Regions from separate parts of the Homo sapiens genome. Here regions 1, 3 and 4 are each linked to region 2. The links are chromatin contacts, found by Hi-C or POLR2A ChIA-PET in ENCODE. All regions are on one chromosome and are shown on one strand. Each heading gives the region's core, a stretch centred on a gene start or an enhancer-like site at or near the end of the contact. The rest is flanking DNA. Distances are from core to core; before and after follow the strand shown.

Region 1 (4,001 bases), core at 1,169-3,668, 620 kb after region 2:
ACTTCTGTATTAAGAAAAATACACGGAAGTCTTTAGAAAAAAATCATTTTGGCTAAAAACTTCACTGTCTGCCTATTACATCATGGGTATTTCACCATGTTACTGAAGCTGAACTAATACCATGTGAGACAGATGCTGTTTCTTTCATTTTGCAGGTGCGAATAAACTGAGGAGCAGAACAGTTGAGTGACTTGCCAAGGTTGTGTAACCAGTAAATGACAGAGCAAGCATTACAATCCAGGCCTAGTTCTAACTTCAATTCAGGGTCCTTTCCCATTTCATTACACCTCAAAGGGAAGATTGCATTATTACTCGTGATATTGTTTAAAAAAAAAAAAAACATAACCTTGGGCAAGTAAGTCACTTAATTTCTAGGGCCCTCAGTTTCCTCATCCAAAAAGTGAAGGGGTTCTAGAAAAGATATTCCATCTCTAACAGCCCCTCTTGCTACCAGATCTTAAGTCTAGATAGCACAATCTCTAAAGAAAACCCTGGGTTTTCTTTAAAGGGGTCAGAATGAATGGTTGAATAGAAGTTGAGGCCTGTGATCTGGGCCAAAGGCCATTCTTAATGGAAACAGGTGGTGGACTGTCATGAGGAAAGAACCACTAGGGGAACCATAACCTTCCTGGTTAAAGCAACAACTGAAAGCTCCAGCTTTGCTTTACCAACAGTGCTGCTTCAATCTTGGCTAACTCATGATCAGAAACCACATACTAGGTAAGTAAAGCCTGAAGAATATAAAAATTAACATGAGAAGAAAATCACTGTAGCAACAGTTTGTGCATGCTATTGTAATTCCATGATTTTCTAAGTGGACTCTTTAATGCTAAAACAGAAAGGGTGATTCTATATTGAGACGCCTTCATTCTCACCAAGGATTAATAGAGAGGCTGAAACTTCCAAAGCGCTTGGAGAGAAGCTACACTTGTGGGCAAGGGGAAAGCATCCAATTAAAGCCTTCCCAATTCATGGGTAATCAAAGACAGTGAAAAGAACTTTAAAAGGTGAAGTTCCGGGCGGGGGCGGTGGCTCACGCCTGTAATCCCCAGCACTCTGGGAGGTCGAGGCGGGTGGATCACCCGAGGTCAGGAGTTCGAGACCATCCAGCCTGATCAACATGGTGAAACCCCGTCTATACTAAAAATACGAAAATTAGCCAGGCCTGGTGGCACATGCCTGTAATCCCAGCTACTTGGGAGGCTGAGGCAGGAGAATTGCTTGAACCTGGGGAGGTTGCAGTGAGCCGAGATAGCGCCACTGCACTCCAGCCTAAGCAACAAGAGCGAAACTCCGTCTTAAAAAAAAAAAAAAAAAAGATGAAGTTCTTGTAAAAGATTCATTATTTGTAACCTCTTACACTGCACACATTATAAAGCATTTCATGCTCTTTAAAACTGTTATACAGCCTTTTTACTCGAAGGTAATAAACCTACAGCTCTCTCCTGGCGAGAAAGAGATTCCATTTTGCGGAAACAGATTCCAGTCAAAATCTTACCACATTCCCCTCAACTATGGGTATGAGCCTAAACCAATGAGAAGCTCCTTGGTGCATGTGTAATGGTCTCCAAGAATTACAACAACATCCTACCCGGAGGACCACAACCACGACACCACTGGCTTTAAAATCAAAGCCTGGTCCCTAGCGAAGAAAGCGCTTTAATGTGCTCCTCCCGCTCCCGGGTGCGAGATTCCTGCCCAGCTACTAGGCCACGACTGGGTGAGCACCTGATGTGGGGGGAGGGCGAGCCAAGGCCGTAGCGGATCTGGGGCGAGGAACGAGGGGCTCTCGAGGCTCGGGAAAAGCGCTGCCTTCTAGGGGCGCGGACCCTTCGGCACCCACAGGAGTGGACACTAAGAACACGTGAGACGACAGGGGCAGAGATGGGGTGTCCCGGGCAGGTAGCCTGGGTCCAGCACGGCAGCCAGAAAGACGAGGAAAACGGAGCTGGCCCTGGGCAGGGCACGAGGCCTCTGAGCCTAGAGAGTGAAGGTAAAGGGCGCGGGGAGAGGAAGCAAAGCCACGAGGAGGGCGGGTCTCCCTGGGCGCGGGGGCACGCGCTGGGCAAACGCGACAGGACCCGGGGAGCCGGGGACCCCGACATGCAGGAGGAGATCGCAGCCCTACCCCAGGACGCAGGGAACGAGAAAAGGCCGCGCCCGGAGGGCCCTGTGACCCGCGGCCTCCCTAACCGGACCCGCCCCGCGGCGCCTCCCTCTTGCCTTTTTTCCCCTCCCTCCCTCCCGCGGCCCGTTATCCTGCGGCCGCAGCACTCACCAGCGGCTGCACCTGAGCCTGCCGCTGCCTCAGTTGCTGCCTGCGCCTCCGCAGCCGCCGCCGCCGCCTCGCTGCTGAGGCCGAATCCCGGGGGAGCCTCCGCGTCCCGCCGCCGCTGCCGCTGCCGCCAGAGCAGAACACCCCAAAATGGCGGCACTTCCGGCACCTACCACCGGCGGGGAGGGCAGAGGAGGAGGGGGAGCGCGGCGAGGGGGAACGTATCACCGCGGCGCCGCCCGCAGCGCCGATGCGAGCGGAGCGCGGCGTAGGGGCGGGCCGAGCGCCGGGCGCTGCAGCGCCCCCTCGGGCTGGGAAGTGGAGGAGCAGCCGCACCTAAGCCCCTGGGGCCGCGGGCGGAGCCCTCAACCTAGGGAGCTGCAGGGGCGCATCTCTTTGTCTCCGATCCCTACTGGAGGGAAGAGCCAGGCCTGGGAATCTGAAGTTCTCGACTCCGCCCATCGCACCCACAGGAGCTCTAGATGACCCTGGTGGGCAAGGAGGCACCCCTACTGGGCACTGAATAGGAGCATAATAAGATATTTGTTGAATAAATGGATGAGTGAGTGACTGGTGCTTGGCCAGCGTTGGGCACATGGCACGCCCCTTTTTGCCCCAGCAGACAAGCAACAGCATCCAGGCCTTCCTTCTTTGCTGGGATGTGAATATGTGTGTTCCAAGTGCAGGGAGTGCTTTTTAGCAAGATAATCAGTGTGAACGCACAACCTGGCAACGATCGCTGCGACATAAGGAAGTTCACAAAGATTCTATTAAGAGACCGATTGCCCAGCCATAACCTGCTTTTACCGAAAAAAAAATATATATATATATTTTTTTTTCTTAACTCAGGTTAGGTCTCTAAAGACTTCCTCCTGAGTTACTCTGGAATCCCTGGGTCTAGATGGAACGCAAGCAGTACAATTTGTTGTTGTTGTTGTTGTTGTTTAAGCCAACATTTATTCCTAGGTTCCAGACCTTGTGAGGCAGTTAAATGCAGATTAAGAAAGAAAACTTTGTTCTGGAAGCTTTTGGCCCCATCAACATGCAAATAACTCATGGGATGGTTTCTCTCTAACATCATCTGGCTTCCCAGAGAATATAATTTTTATACCCACAAATACTGATTATATCCTACCTTACCACAAACAACAAGTGGGCTTCCAAGCAGAAGCCTCAAGGGTTTTCCTCTTTCGCCTTTGGGGGGGAAAAAAACTAACCAGAGTTTTTCTGGTACCATATAGTCCTTAAATTGTACATGATCATATTCCCTAATTGTACTGGGTAGTTTTATATACATTCATAATGCTGATATATGATCTTGTTCTTGTTAATAGTTTTATGTGTAGTTGACTGAAAACATCCTATATTTATAGACCATTATAGCTTACAGAATGTTGTCACAAATATTACCATATATTTGCTGCTATAGGTTGTAGAAATGTTTCAAGCAGAGAGTCTGTCTCCTTTTGTGCTCCATAGAATCATGTGGATATCCACATGGCTCACTTCCTCACCTCCTTCAGACTTTGACTTAAGTGTCACCTTCTCAGTCCAGTCTTCCCTAAGCACTCTATTTTACACTGCTTGCATGCATGGCATGTGCACACACACACACACCCATGCTTTCAATCCCACTTTCATTTTTATCCAAAACATTTATCATTATCTAACACAGTTTTTTTTTTTTTTTGAGACGGAGTCTAGCTCTTGTCACCCAGGCTGGAGT
Region 2 (4,338 bases), core at 106-2,605:
GAAAGCAAGAATTAGGAGGTTTGAGGCTCCTTACTGGAGGACGCTAAGAATAGGCCACTCGGAACACAAAGAGAAGAACCTCCTCTTTCCTTTTCCTCCCAGTGTAGGTGGTCTACTGGTTTCCCAGTCATTCCTTTGATAGCTTGATTTTGTTTTCTTTGTCTCTTTTTCACAAACCTCACCTTGTTGGAGGGGGAGGGCACTAAAAAAGTGAGGACAGAGTGGCTTTTTCTGCTATGTCTGAACTGTGTCTAGTGCTACAGATCTCTGACCTGTTGTCAGGAGTGGAGAGGGGCGAAAAGAAATATTTAGGAACTTGAAAACCAGTGAATATTCTCTTAAAGAAGAAGTGAGCAATTGGGCATATAGGGAAAAAAATCTAACTGGTGTCCTCGTTTCTGCAGCCCCTCTCCCTCAAGAAGAGCAATGTCTTGGTAGGAAAAAGGAAAGACACCTGGGAAAGGTACCAAATAGTAAGGGCTAGGAATAGAAAGAAGAACCAAAGATAAAAAGGAATTGAGCCTGGGCGCGGTGGCTCACGCCTGTAATCCCAGCACTTTGGGAGGCCTGAGGCAGGCGGATCACCTGAGGTCGGCGGATCACCTGAGGTCAAGAGTTTGCAGACCAGCCTCGCCAACATGGTGAAACCCCATCTCTACTAAAAACACAAAAAATTAGCCAGGCGGAGTGGCGGGCGCCTGTAATCCCAGCTACTTGGGAGGCTGAGGCAGGAGAATCGCTTGAACCCGGGAGGCGCTGGTTGCAATGAACCGAGATCACGCTACTGCACTCCAGCCTGGGCGACTGAGTGAGAATTGAGAAGAAATGGCAATTAGTTCAGAGGACTTAATGAGTACCTTTTGTGTGTCCAGCCGTCATAGGCAGAAAAGACACATCTCTGACCTCTAGAAGCATCCAGGGTATATGCATACGTAAGCACTTTGTAGCAATTTAAGATAGTAAATACCAAAGAGATAAAAATAGCTAATGGGATACTAAGTGTTTATGGGGGCCAAAGGGCGGGGGCTATTACTGAGTTAGGATAAACAGTGTATAAAAGCAGGGATAGTTATGAAATTCAGAAACTGCGTATATGGGCGGCTGACAGTAATTCTTCGACACTGGGAAACATAACGGATTCAAAAGAATTCTTCATCTCAGATTCCTCTAAAACCAAGTCTTCAAGAATGGGAGTCCAAAGAAACCTGGACCATCGTGAAGCGACTGCCCCCGGAACTTGAGTGGCCAGCTCCACTTTGCGACACGGAGACTGTTTGTGTGACACCTCCTCCAGCTCCCGTCCCCCTTCCGCCGCGTGGGTGCCATGGCAACGGAGAGAGACGGCAACCTGGGTTCCGGAAGCCGGAGAGCTGGAGCTTTGAAGCCACCCCGGTCAAAGGATGCTGAGTCCGGAGCGCCTAGCCCTACCGGACTACGAGTATCTGGGTAGGAACCCCCTTTAACTTTGGGGAGGGAAAGACGTGCAGACGAATTAGGCCAGGGTCTGGGAGGAGGCGGGGGCGGGGTCTGAGTGGGATCGGGTCCGGGTGGTATGGGGAGGGGCGGAGAGGCGGGGGTTCCAGGGCCTGAGCCTGTAAGGCCGAGCAGGAAGGAAAAAAGCACCTGGGAAGTAAAGAATGTTTGAAGTGTAGGGGCTGGAACTCAGGCAATGTGGATTGTGTTCAAATGGGTCAGGTTGGCGTTGAGGATTTGGGGCCCTGTTGGGGTATTATTGATATGCTGGTAGTGGAGTAAGAATAACCTTGGAACCTCAAGTGCCAAATCAGTCAGCGAACATTTCGAGCTTTTCTTTTTCATTAGGCACTGTGCTAAGCATTTTTCATGCATCATTCTTCATTTGAATTTCTCAACAGCCCTAGGAGGAATTACCGTGTTTTCTTCCAGTTTTGCAGGTGGAGAAACTGGGGCTGAAGAGGTAACTTGCGTTAAGTTAGGCCACACAGCTAGAAAATGGTAGCGCTAGGATCAGAACCGGATTTGCCCACTCCAACAGAACTTGAGATATTGACTTGGCTCTTGAGCTAAGACTGTATATGTAGTACTTTGTTGAGCATCTTTAGTGTATAAGGCATTTAATGAATGAAAAAAGGCACACACACGCATAGATATGTACACACACACACATATGCACACAATACACATTTTATTTTATTTTATTTTTGAGACGGAGTCTAGCTCTGTCGCCCGGGCTGGAGTGCAGTGGCGCGATCTTGGCTCACTGCAAGCTCCGCCTCCCGGGTAGCTGGGACTACAGGCGCCCGCCACCTCGCCCGGCTACTTTTTTGTATACTTAATAGAGACGGGGTTTCACCGTGTTAACCAGGATGGTCTCGATCTCCTGACCTCGTGATCTGCCCGCCTCAGCCTCCAAAAGTGCTTGGATTACAGGCGTGAGCCACCGCGCCCGGCCACAATACACATTTTAAATAATTCATAGACTTTTATTTTTTTAAAGACGTTTTGTTTTGTTTTGTTTTGTTTTTTGAGACAGAGTTTCTCTCCTGTTGCCCAGGCTGGAGTACACTGCAACCTCTGCCTCCCGGATTCAAGCGATTCTCCTGCCTCAGCCTCCCGAGTAGTTGAGATTACAGGCATGCGCCACCACGCCAGGTTAATTTTATATTTTTAGTAGAGACGGGGTTTCACCATGTTGGTCAGGCTGGTCTCAAACTCCTGACCTCAGGTGATCCGCCCACCTCGGCCTCCCAAAGTGTTGGGATTACAGGCGTGAGCCACTGCACATGGCGAGAAGTTTTAAGTTTACAGAAAATTGAGCAGATAGTACGGCGAGTTCCCATATACCTTGGGTCTCCCTCACTCACAGTTTCCGCTATTATTTACATCTTGCATTAGTGTGGTACATTTGTTACAATGGATAAACATATATATTTATAATATATAATAATATATTATATATTATTATTATTATATAGATATATTATTATAGATACATATTATTAACTAAAGTCCATAGTTTACATTAGGGTTCTTTGTGTTGTTCAGTTCTGTGGGTTTTGATAAATGCATGTCATGTATTCACCATTCCATTATCATACAGAATAGTTTCACTGTCCTGAAAAATCCCCTGTGCTCCACCTATTGATCCTTCTCCCTCCCCCTGCAGCCCTTGCCAACCACTGATCTTATGGTCTCTAAAGTTTTGCCTTTTCCAGAATATCATGTAGTTGGAGTCATACAGTGTGTAAATTTTTCAGATGGGCTTCTTTAACTTAGCAGTAAGCATTTAAGTTTCCTCCATGTCTTTCTGTGGCATGATAACTCATTTCTTTTTATTTCTGAATAATATTCCATTGTATGGATGTACCATGCACATCTTTTTTTTTTTTCTTCTTCTTTTTTTTTTTTTTTGAGACAATGTCTGGCACTGTCACTCAGGCTGGAGTGCAGTGGCACTATCACGGCTCACTGCAGCCTCAACCTCCGGGCTCAAGTGATCCTGCTACCTCAGCCTTCCAAGTAGCTGGGACTACAGGCACATGCCACCATCCCTGGTTAATTTTTTAATTTTTTGTAGAGAAAGAGTCTCACTATGTTGTCCAGGTTGGTCTTGAACTCCAGGGCTCAAGCAAGCCTCTTACTGTGGCCTTCCAAAGTACTGAGATTACAGGTGTGAGTCACTGCACCTGGCTTACATCTTTTTTTTTTTTTTTTTTTTTTTTTGAGATGGAGTTTCACTCTTGTTGCCTAGGCTGGAGTGCAATGATGCGATCTGGGCTCACCCCAACCTCCGCCTCCTGGGTTCAAGTGATTCTCCTGCCTCAGCCTCCCTAGTACCTGGGATTACAGGCATGCGCCACCACGCCTGGCTAATTTTGTATTTTTAGTAGAGATGGGTTTCTCCATGTTGGTCAGGCTGGTCTCAAACTCCTGACCTCAGGTGATCCACCCACCTCGGCCTCCCAAACTGCTTGGATTACAGGCGTGAGCCACCGCGCCCAGCCAACATCTTTTTAAATGAAAAACAATTCTGGTTTACATTTTGTTTAACTTATTTTAAAAATTAATTTTAAAATATTTTTTAAGGTTGGTAATATGGAAACTTGATTCAAAGTATTTTTTAGGCCTGGCATGGTGGCTCATGCCTGTAATCCCAATACTTTGGGAGGCTGACGTAGGAGGATTGCTTGAGGTCAGGAGTTCAAGACCAGACTGGATGATAGAGTGAGACCCTGCCTCTAAAATGCATAGATAGATAGATAGATAGATAGATAGATAGATAGATAGATAGGTAGATGTTTTTAGTGAAAAGCCTACCCCTTTGCCTCCATCTGCCCAGTTTCCATCCATCCTCAGCCT
Region 3 (3,324 bases), core at 485-2,984, 590 kb before region 2:
TTGGCAGGGTGCAGGGAGCTCTGATGTTTGGACTGTGTGGAGGAACTGAGCTCGAGAGAGGCCAGGAGTTGAGCAAGCTAGCAGTGGGGGGATCTGGGAAGAGGAGCCCCCCCAGGAGTGTGGCACTGGATGCTGGAGATTTCTGACCCAGCTGCAAGGCCTTGTGGAGACTCCGTGGGGTCTTCAGTTGCCTCTGATCTCTTCTCTCAGAGCTTGGAGTAAGAGCCATTGGGAAACTTCCCCAAAAGGACCCATGCACCCCAGAGGCCAGTTGTCAGGCATACTTGGGGATTGATCTGCCCTCCTCCTGGCCACCCTGGCACCAGCTGCTGGCTGGAGGGCTGGAGCCCCACCTCCCTGATCAGACCTTCTCCCAACTTGCAGGAAACTGGGAGAGGGTTCTGGGCCTCGGGGTGCTGGTTCTTCCTCAAAATCACAGGCTTGTCCGCAGGTCACAGCCCTAAGCATTGGCTATTTGCGGCTGACTAAGGCTGGAAAACGGGCTGCCAGAACCCAAGAGGGGAGGATGAAAGCGAAGGTGACACAGGATGTGGCTTGGCAGAGAGGCGTGCACACAGAAGTAGTGGGCAGCTGGTGTGGGCAGCAGGGTGGTAGGGTTTGGGGAGGTGGAAGACCATGCTTCCCAGCTCCTGGCCTCCCTTCGTCAGCCCTGCGGGGGCCATCAGAAACAGCCCCGGTGTGTGTGATGGCTGTGCCCCTACAGGTGACTGCTTGGGTTCCAATTGCTCTCATTTCTGGAGGGGGACGGCCTCGGCTGCATTGTGGGGTGTCTTTGTGTGTGCATGTGAGGTATATTTCTGGATGGGAGTGTGTGCATATGCACACACATACATATGTGTGAGGGATGTGGCAACCGGTAACCATTGTCCTGGGAGTATTTGTATGTAGGAGAAAGGTGTGTGTTCTGTGTGGGCATGTGTGCTTGTGAATGGGAGTGTGGTACCTGTTGTCCTTCTGTGTATTTGTGAGTGTGTAAGGGCTGTGCAGGTGATTCCCGTAGCATATGAGATCTATAGGTTCTGTTGAATACTATGTCAGGAAAATGCGATGTGTTGGGCCTGGGTGAGAAGGTTGGAAACCATTGTGAATAGCTGTGGAAGGATGACTTTGTAGGAGAAACTTGTGAGTTCTTTGTTGGTGTGTGTGCGAGTCATTAAGTGACTTTGGTCACTGAGTGCGAGAGGCTGGGGTGGGAAGTGTTCGTTTAAGTAATGAGTGGGCATAATTGTGTAAGGGATGTGTTTGTTCTGCGTGCATGGGGAGCACTGTGTGACTTTTGTTCCCCTGGGTGCGATTTGGGGGAGCCAAGGAGGTATGGGTGGAGATTGTGAGTGGCTATGAGTAGGGTGTGCGAGAGCGGAGGGGAGGTGGTGACAGCAGCCCTCGCGAGTGTACACTTGTGAGCGTGCAGTTGTTTGGTAGCGGAGGGATCGGGGGAGGAAAGATGCGCGTCTGGATGCGCGCAGTGCGAGTGTGCCAGGCCGGGAGATTCAGTCCCATCCAGGCGGGCCGGGCCGGGCTGGGGGCAGGGCTTTCTGCTGCCCCGCCCATTCGTCGCCCCGCCCCTCGGACCGCCCCAGCGGGCTGCAGCGCAGCGGGCGTCCGGCAGAGGGCGCTGCGGGCCCGGTGCCACCGTGCGGCCGAGGGGGCGTGCTCGGCGGCGGGCAGGCAGCGGCCCGGCCAGCTATGCGGGGTCCTGCGGCCGCGGCTGGCGGCACTTCCTGGAGCGGCGGCGGCAGCGGCTTCCCGGGCACCTGGGCGTGGGGAGCGGGGGCGCGCGGCGCGGGGCGGGCGGAGCGAGCGCGCGCCATGGAGGTGGCGGGCGGCGCGGAGCGGGCGTGCTGAGCCCCGGCCGCCGGCCCGGCATGGGCGTCTCCCGCGGGCCCTCCGCCGGCCGGGGCTAGGGCCGGATGGAGCCGCGGGACGGTAGCCCCGAGGCCCGGAGCAGCGACTCCGAGTCGGCTTCCGCCTCGTCCAGCGGCTCCGAGCGCGACGCCGGTCCCGAGCCGGACAAGGCGCCGCGGCGACTCAACAAGCGGCGCTTCCCGGGGCTGCGGCTCTTCGGGCACAGGTGAGCGGGGCGGCGGCGGGGCAGGCACCGAGGCACCGGCAGGTTACCGCTCCCTCACCGGGGGACATTCCTCGGCCACTGGGGGTCCGGGCCACTTCGGTACTGACACTGAGTCGGGGAGAGGCTGGCACCGGCGGCACGAGCCGTCTTGGCGTGGGCACCCACTGGGAGTCATCCCCCAGGGCCGGGACACGGGCGGGATCGGTCGGCTTGGCACTGTCACCGGGTGGGGGTCATTCCCTGGCACCGGCAGTCTAGTGCGCCTCATGTGTAGTACCGTGGGAGGATCGGCTCCCAACCCTCCAGCAGGAAGATGGAATCACCCCAGCCCCCGGCACAAGCAGGTTGGGCCCCCAGGACTGGTCACCCACGCCTTCTTGGCACTGATAGAACAGGGCCTCTCTGAGCCTCCTGGCACCACTGAGGTGGGGATCACACCGCCCTTTGGACTTTCGTGGGACCAGGTTGCCTACCATCACTGCGTGGCATCTGCAGAACGTAGCCCCGTTGATACCGTCACCACACATGGCTTGTCCCCAAGCTCTGGTCACTGGTTTAATTGTTTAACATGTTAAGCTTCTCCTTGGGGTTGGGGGTGCCTGATCATCTGCCCTACCTTGCTCTTAATTAGCAGAGAGACCCCAGCCCATCCCTCTGCTAGGCAGGCAGCATGTCTCCCTCTACCCTCTTCCAGCCCATGCTGGGAAAGGGATGGGGTGGGCTGGAGTCTGGAATCTGCTGGCTGTTCAAGCTTCATCTTGCCCCCTCCCCCAGCACTCCAAATGTCACCATCTTGTGCCTGTGACAGAGCTTTGACCAGGACTCTAGCGGGGAACCGGGGGGAGAGTGTGGAAAGACTGAGTGCAGGCAGTTCATGGCAAGTGTGCTGCTCTTGGTCGTGAGCCGCTGCCTGCCCTGGTAGCCGTGGTGTAAGGTAAGGGACGTGAGGCCCCAGGAGTACCTGACCTGGCTCCCTGCGCTTCTTCCTGACCGAGCCTTGCCCTTCCCTGGTGGCCAAGGAGCTTGTAGCCAATCAGCCAAGGACCCCAGAGCCACCTCAGACTGAACTCTGACCACTTGGAGTCTGCCCAAGGCCTCCCTCTCACTTTTCTGCAGCTGCCTAGACTTGGTGGCATTCACCCCCACCCCGCCCCTTAGCTTTGCTCTGCCCCTTCCCTGGGTAGACTTTACCCACCAATAACATGGGCGGTTTTCTCCTGTCGTGTGGGCTA
Region 4 (4,469 bases), core at 1,807-4,306, 910 kb after region 2:
TCATGCCCAGCTAATTTTGTATTTTTAGTAGAGACACGGTTTCACCATGTTGGTCAGGCTGGTCTCGAACTCCTGACCTCAGGTGATCCACCTGCCTCGGCCTCCTAAAGTACTGGGATTACAGGTGTGAGCCACCATGCCTGGCTTCCTTTACTTTCTTAATAAACTTGCTTTCACTATGCACTGCGGACTTGCCCTGAATTCTTTCTTGTGCGAGATCCAAGAACCCTCCCTTGGGGTCTGGATCGGCACCCTTTTCCTGTAACAAAACTGCATGTACTTGGGGTTTTTTGGTTATTGTTGTTGTTGCCTATCTTCCTCCATAAGAGTAGGGACTTTGTTTTGTTCCCTGCTATATCCCTGTTCCCTAAAAACGGACTGAAATACATTAGGCAAGCAAATTTTCTTTCTTTCTTCCTGTTTTCTTAAAAGAGATGGGGTCTTACCCTTTTTCCCACCTGGAGTGCAGTGGCATGATCGGATCCTCCCACCTCAGCCTCCTGAGTAGTTAAGATGAAAGGCACACGCTACTCCGCCTGGCTTATTTTAAAAAATCAGGCTGGACACGGTGGCTTACGCCTGTAATCCTAGCAAGTTGGGAGGCCGAGAACGGGGCACTGCTTGAGTCTGGCAGTTCAAGACCAGTCTGGACAACAAGGCAAAACCCCATCTCTACAAAAACAAATAGAAAAATTAGCTGGGCATGGTGGTGCATACTTGTAATTCCAGCTACTTGGGAGGCTGAGGTGGGAGGGTCACTTGAACCCAGGAGGCGGAGACTGCAGTAAGCCATAATTGCACCAATGCACTCCAGCCTGGACAATGGAGCCAGACTGTCTCTCAAAAAGAAAAAAAAAAAAAAGCAGAAAGAAAAAAAAATTTTTTTTGTAGAAATGGGGTCTTGAACTCCCGGCCTCAAGAGATCCTCCCACCTCAGCCCCCCAAAGTGCTGGGATTACAGGTGTGAGCCACTGTGCCCAGCCAAAATATTTAATTAAATGAAATTTGTATCTCTAACATAAAGTCACTCTTTTGAGCCTTAGACCTGTAAACTTCAATGCCTACTTGACATTTCCAAAGGGCTGCTCCCCAGGTACTTCAAATTTACTATGTCCAATAGAATTATTCATATCTATCCAAAATCCATCTTCCGGGTATCTCTGTAAATGGCAACCCCTCCCCACTCACATCTGGTTAGTCACATGAGACACCAGGGAGCTGTCCTTGTTCTCTCTTCTTTTACCATCCCTTACCCCATATTCAATCCACCACCAAGCCCTAGTGAATCTATCTTCCAAAGGTATCTTGAATCCATCTACTTTTCTATTTCTAGTCATTCCCACAATTGAGCCACCAGCAACCCTTACTTGGGCCATGATAAAAGCAAAATTTTTTTTGTATTATACCCATCTAATCCAAATCCACTTTCCACAAAGTAGACTGAGATCTTCTAAAAATACATTTAAAAAAATTTAGATTCAGGGGTACATGTGCAGGTTTGTTACATGAGTATATTGTGTGTATATTCCTATATACATGAGGTTTGGGCTTCTGATGATCCTGCCGCCCAAGTTGTGAACACAGTATCCGATAGGTTTTCCAACCTTTGCTCCCCTCCCTCCCTCCTTTTGGAATCCCTAGTGTTAACTGTTCCCATCCAAAAATGCAATTTTGATGTTAGTAACTCTTTAAAAATCTTTCAATTATTACTCAATGTACTTAGGATAAAATCCAAAAATCCTTAAAAATGGCCTAAGGGTCCCTCATGGTCCGAGTCCTGCCTACCTCTCCAGCCTCAGTATCTCACATCACTTTCTGTTTTACCCACTGCACTTAAGCCACACAGATCTTTGGTCAGTTCCAAACCCGCCACATTCTTTCCACTTCATGACCTTTGCATATGGTGATCCTACTTGCTGGACTCCTCTCTGTCCACTCCCCATGCCTGGCTAACCTCGTGTCCTTTAGATCTCAGGGTAACTGTGAATTCCTTAAAGCCTTTCCCTGCCCCACTAATTATATTTGGTCCTCTTATTAGCCTCTCATAACCCGTATATTTTTCCTCTAGGGCAAGTTTTCCTCCAAAAAATTTCCCCATGAAAAGTGGGTCTACATCTATTCTGACATTGCTACAACGTCTTGCATGATGAAAATTGCAGTTTTGTTCATTTCGTCCTGGTACCTAGCACAATGCCTGACATATTGAAGCTCGAACGTATTTGTACAATGAAGGAAGCTGTAAAGCACTATAAAAACATAACGGGTTCATGTTTAAAATTGGTCTTATGGGCTTTATTCCCCTAAGCTACATTTCCTCTGCTTCTGGTGTTGCTTGGTGTATGTGTGTGTGGGGGTGGGGGGGGGGAGGGGGAGAGGTATCTCTTCTAGAACTCTGTGTCTCAGTTTTCCCGATTCTGATACGAACTGAAAAAACAATCTTTCTCTTTCCCTAAGTGTCAATTACCGCTTCTAGAATAGCACTTTGGGTACAGCGACGAAAATTTATACACCAAACCCTACCTTCCAGGGGAGTTTGGCGAACCACAACACTTACCAATGAATGAACCTGTTTCTGGTTACGGAGAACAACTTGCCACTCTCCACGTAGTAAAAGCCTCCCGCGCTTTCACTGTATTTTACGGCGCCAGCCACGGCATTTGCAGTCCCTGCAAAATGAACGTGGTCAGCCTGCACACGCGTCTTCTGAGAAATGACAGGGACTAAGGGAGCTGACAAAGCAGAGAGTGACAGACTGACAACCCATACAAAGAAAAGAGGAAAACGTCGGACATCAAGGAATCTCTGATCCCGGGGCTAGAGGCATGTGGACTCAGGAGGATGAAACAGGGCGTCAGGGACCCTGGGACCCATGAGAGGAGCCCGAGGGGACAGATGGGATCGCACCCTCCCTGGCCATTTCCGTACCAATGCTGCAGACTGTGAATTCCCGAAAGTGCCTCGGCCTTTCGCGCTCAGCTCCGCTTAGCTCCACGAAGCTCCGTTCCAGGGCTCCCGCCGCCGCCATCTTCCCGCCGTCGCCGCGACGCCCAACGGAACAAAGGCAGGGCCGCGCGGTCGCCGTCACTTCCGGGGGTGGGGCGGGCGGAGCTGCGGACAGGTGAAGCATTCCGGGAGCAGAAAGGCGGCTCCGGCCCTTCGTTGCGAGGCTTCCACCGGGAGAATGAGGGTGGGCAGCGAGGAATCCAGAAGAGAAGGGGGCAGGGGAGGCAGACTCTATCTGCGGGAACCTTCCAGTGGCCGGCTGGAACGCCTCCGGAGGGCGGTGCTCTTTTCTCAGCGGCCGCAGGGCAGGGGGCGGGGCCGGGTTTGTTTCTGTTTCTAAAACGCGGGGCTCAGTCGACCAGGAGGGGCGAGGTCCGGGGAGTCCCGGCCTTTCGGCGTCCTCTGCCGGATCCCGGGTTTATGGTCACCTCTCCCTCGGTTAGGGTGTCCGTCTGTAAATCTTTGGCGATCCTCCCTTCGCTCTTCAGTGGCGACACTTGGGATGGCGGGGTGAGGAAGGGGTAGTGAGGGAAAGGCCTTTGGTTTTGGTCTTTCCCCTCCCCAAGAGACTGTATTCGTGTATTCCTGTATAATGAAACGTAATGTGGTAAACCTTGGTGCTGCCACTTGCTGAGGTTACCTGAGTGCTACTCACTTGGATACGTGAAAGGAATTTGCCATTCCTTCCACCCGTGATCTTGCACTTGGCTGTCAATGCAGTAAGGGCCCATAGTGGGTGTTTAGAAGATATTGTGGGAGTAGATGTTCAAAATCGAGGAAAATGCTAATCTCCAGCGGGGAAGGTTTTGTTCCTTAGTGATAGCCAATAGAAGTTAAAGCACTTCTATTACCAGTGACCACAACCATTCCCTGTCATTCTCCGTTTCATTTATCTGGTTCCGACCATCATTTTCTATCTTTCCACTTCACTCCCTCTGGGACACCAACTTTGGCAGTGCAGTCCCCTCATTCTACCTGGAATCCATTGTTCTACAAAATCTTCACTGTCCCACACTTCTTTGGTGTTTCTTTCTTATCCTGAATACCATTAAATTACTTCATTGCCTAACTCTTCATCGGTAAAAACTACAACTTCGACTACATTCAAATCTGTAGCTGAACATGACTGGAGAAAACTATACACCCGGGTCGGGCGTGGCTCCCAGCATTTTGGGAGGCCAAGGCGTGAGGATCACTTGAGGTCAGGAGTCCGAGACCAGCCTGGCCAACATGGTGAAACCCGGTCTCTACCAAAAATAGAAAAATTAGCCGGGCGCGGTGGCTCACGCCTGTAATCCCAGCGCTCTGGGAGGCAGAGGTGGGTGGATCACGAGGTAAGGAGTTTCAGACCAACCTGGCCAACATGGTGAAACCCTGTCTCTATTAAAGATACAAAAAATTAGCCGGGCATGGTGGTGCACGCCTGTAATCCCAGCTACTCGGGAGGCTGAGGCAGGAGAATCGCT

The links. Hi-C counts contacts between places; a loop is a spot of excess contacts on that map. ChIA-PET counts read pairs that join two places held with the same protein, here RNA polymerase II (POLR2A). Pooled maps may share reads with other maps.
Region 1: a map of B cell shows a loop between it and region 2 (4-fold over the local background). The contact joins the promoter of CELF1 here to the promoter of CSTPP1 in region 2. A Hi-C loop is called at or near these places in 2 of 168 maps with a recorded cell type or tissue (B cell and CD8-positive, alpha-beta T cell), 1 of 37 single-sample maps with no recorded cell type and 8 of 50 pooled maps.
Region 3: a loop to region 2 is called in a map of CD8-positive, alpha-beta T cell, with 6 times the contacts of the local background. The contact joins the promoter of DGKZ here to the promoter of CSTPP1 in region 2. A Hi-C loop is called at or near these places in 3 of 168 maps with a recorded cell type or tissue (CD8-positive, alpha-beta T cell and psoas muscle) and 9 of 50 pooled maps.
Region 4: a loop to region 2 is called in a map of B cell, with 13 times the contacts of the local background. The contact joins the promoter of NUP160 here to the promoter of CSTPP1 in region 2. A Hi-C loop is called at or near these places in 3 of 168 maps with a recorded cell type or tissue (B cell, CD8-positive, alpha-beta T cell and naive thymus-derived CD4-positive, alpha-beta T cell), 1 of 37 single-sample maps with no recorded cell type and 10 of 50 pooled maps. POLR2A ChIA-PET finds 5 or more read pairs at or near these places in 1 of 52 experiments (activated CD8-positive, alpha-beta memory T cell).

What each region holds. Positions count from the first base shown.
Region 1 is chr11:47,550,714-47,554,714 of GRCh38, forward strand. CELF1 (CUGBP Elav-like family member 1) reads right to left here and starts at 2,419. Exons shown (of 15, transcript NM_001376376.1): 1 at 2,279-2,419. RefSeq lists enhancers at 631-1,306, 1,982-2,657 and silencers at 2,005-2,094, 2,165-2,694.
Region 2 is chr11:46,935,406-46,939,743 of GRCh38, forward strand. CSTPP1 (centriolar satellite-associated tubulin polyglutamylase complex regulator 1) reads left to right here and starts at 1,356. Exons shown (of 9, transcript NM_024113.5): 1 at 1,356-1,446. The coding sequence starts at 1,401. RefSeq lists an enhancer at 1,214-1,423.
Region 3 is chr11:46,345,729-46,349,052 of GRCh38, forward strand. It overlaps DGKZ (diacylglycerol kinase zeta), which reads left to right and starts at 1,735. Exons shown (of 31, transcript NM_001199267.2): 1 at 1,735-2,092. The coding sequence starts at 1,932. RefSeq lists enhancers at 468-537, 608-657, 2,561-3,324 and silencers at 1,442-1,921, 2,022-2,071, 2,034-2,247, 2,884-3,043.
Region 4 is chr11:47,845,294-47,849,762 of GRCh38, forward strand. NUP160 (nucleoporin 160) reads right to left here and starts at 3,057. Exons shown (of 36, transcript NM_015231.3): 1 at 2,926-3,057; 2 at 2,555-2,666. The coding sequence starts at 3,025. RefSeq lists an enhancer at 2,995-3,554.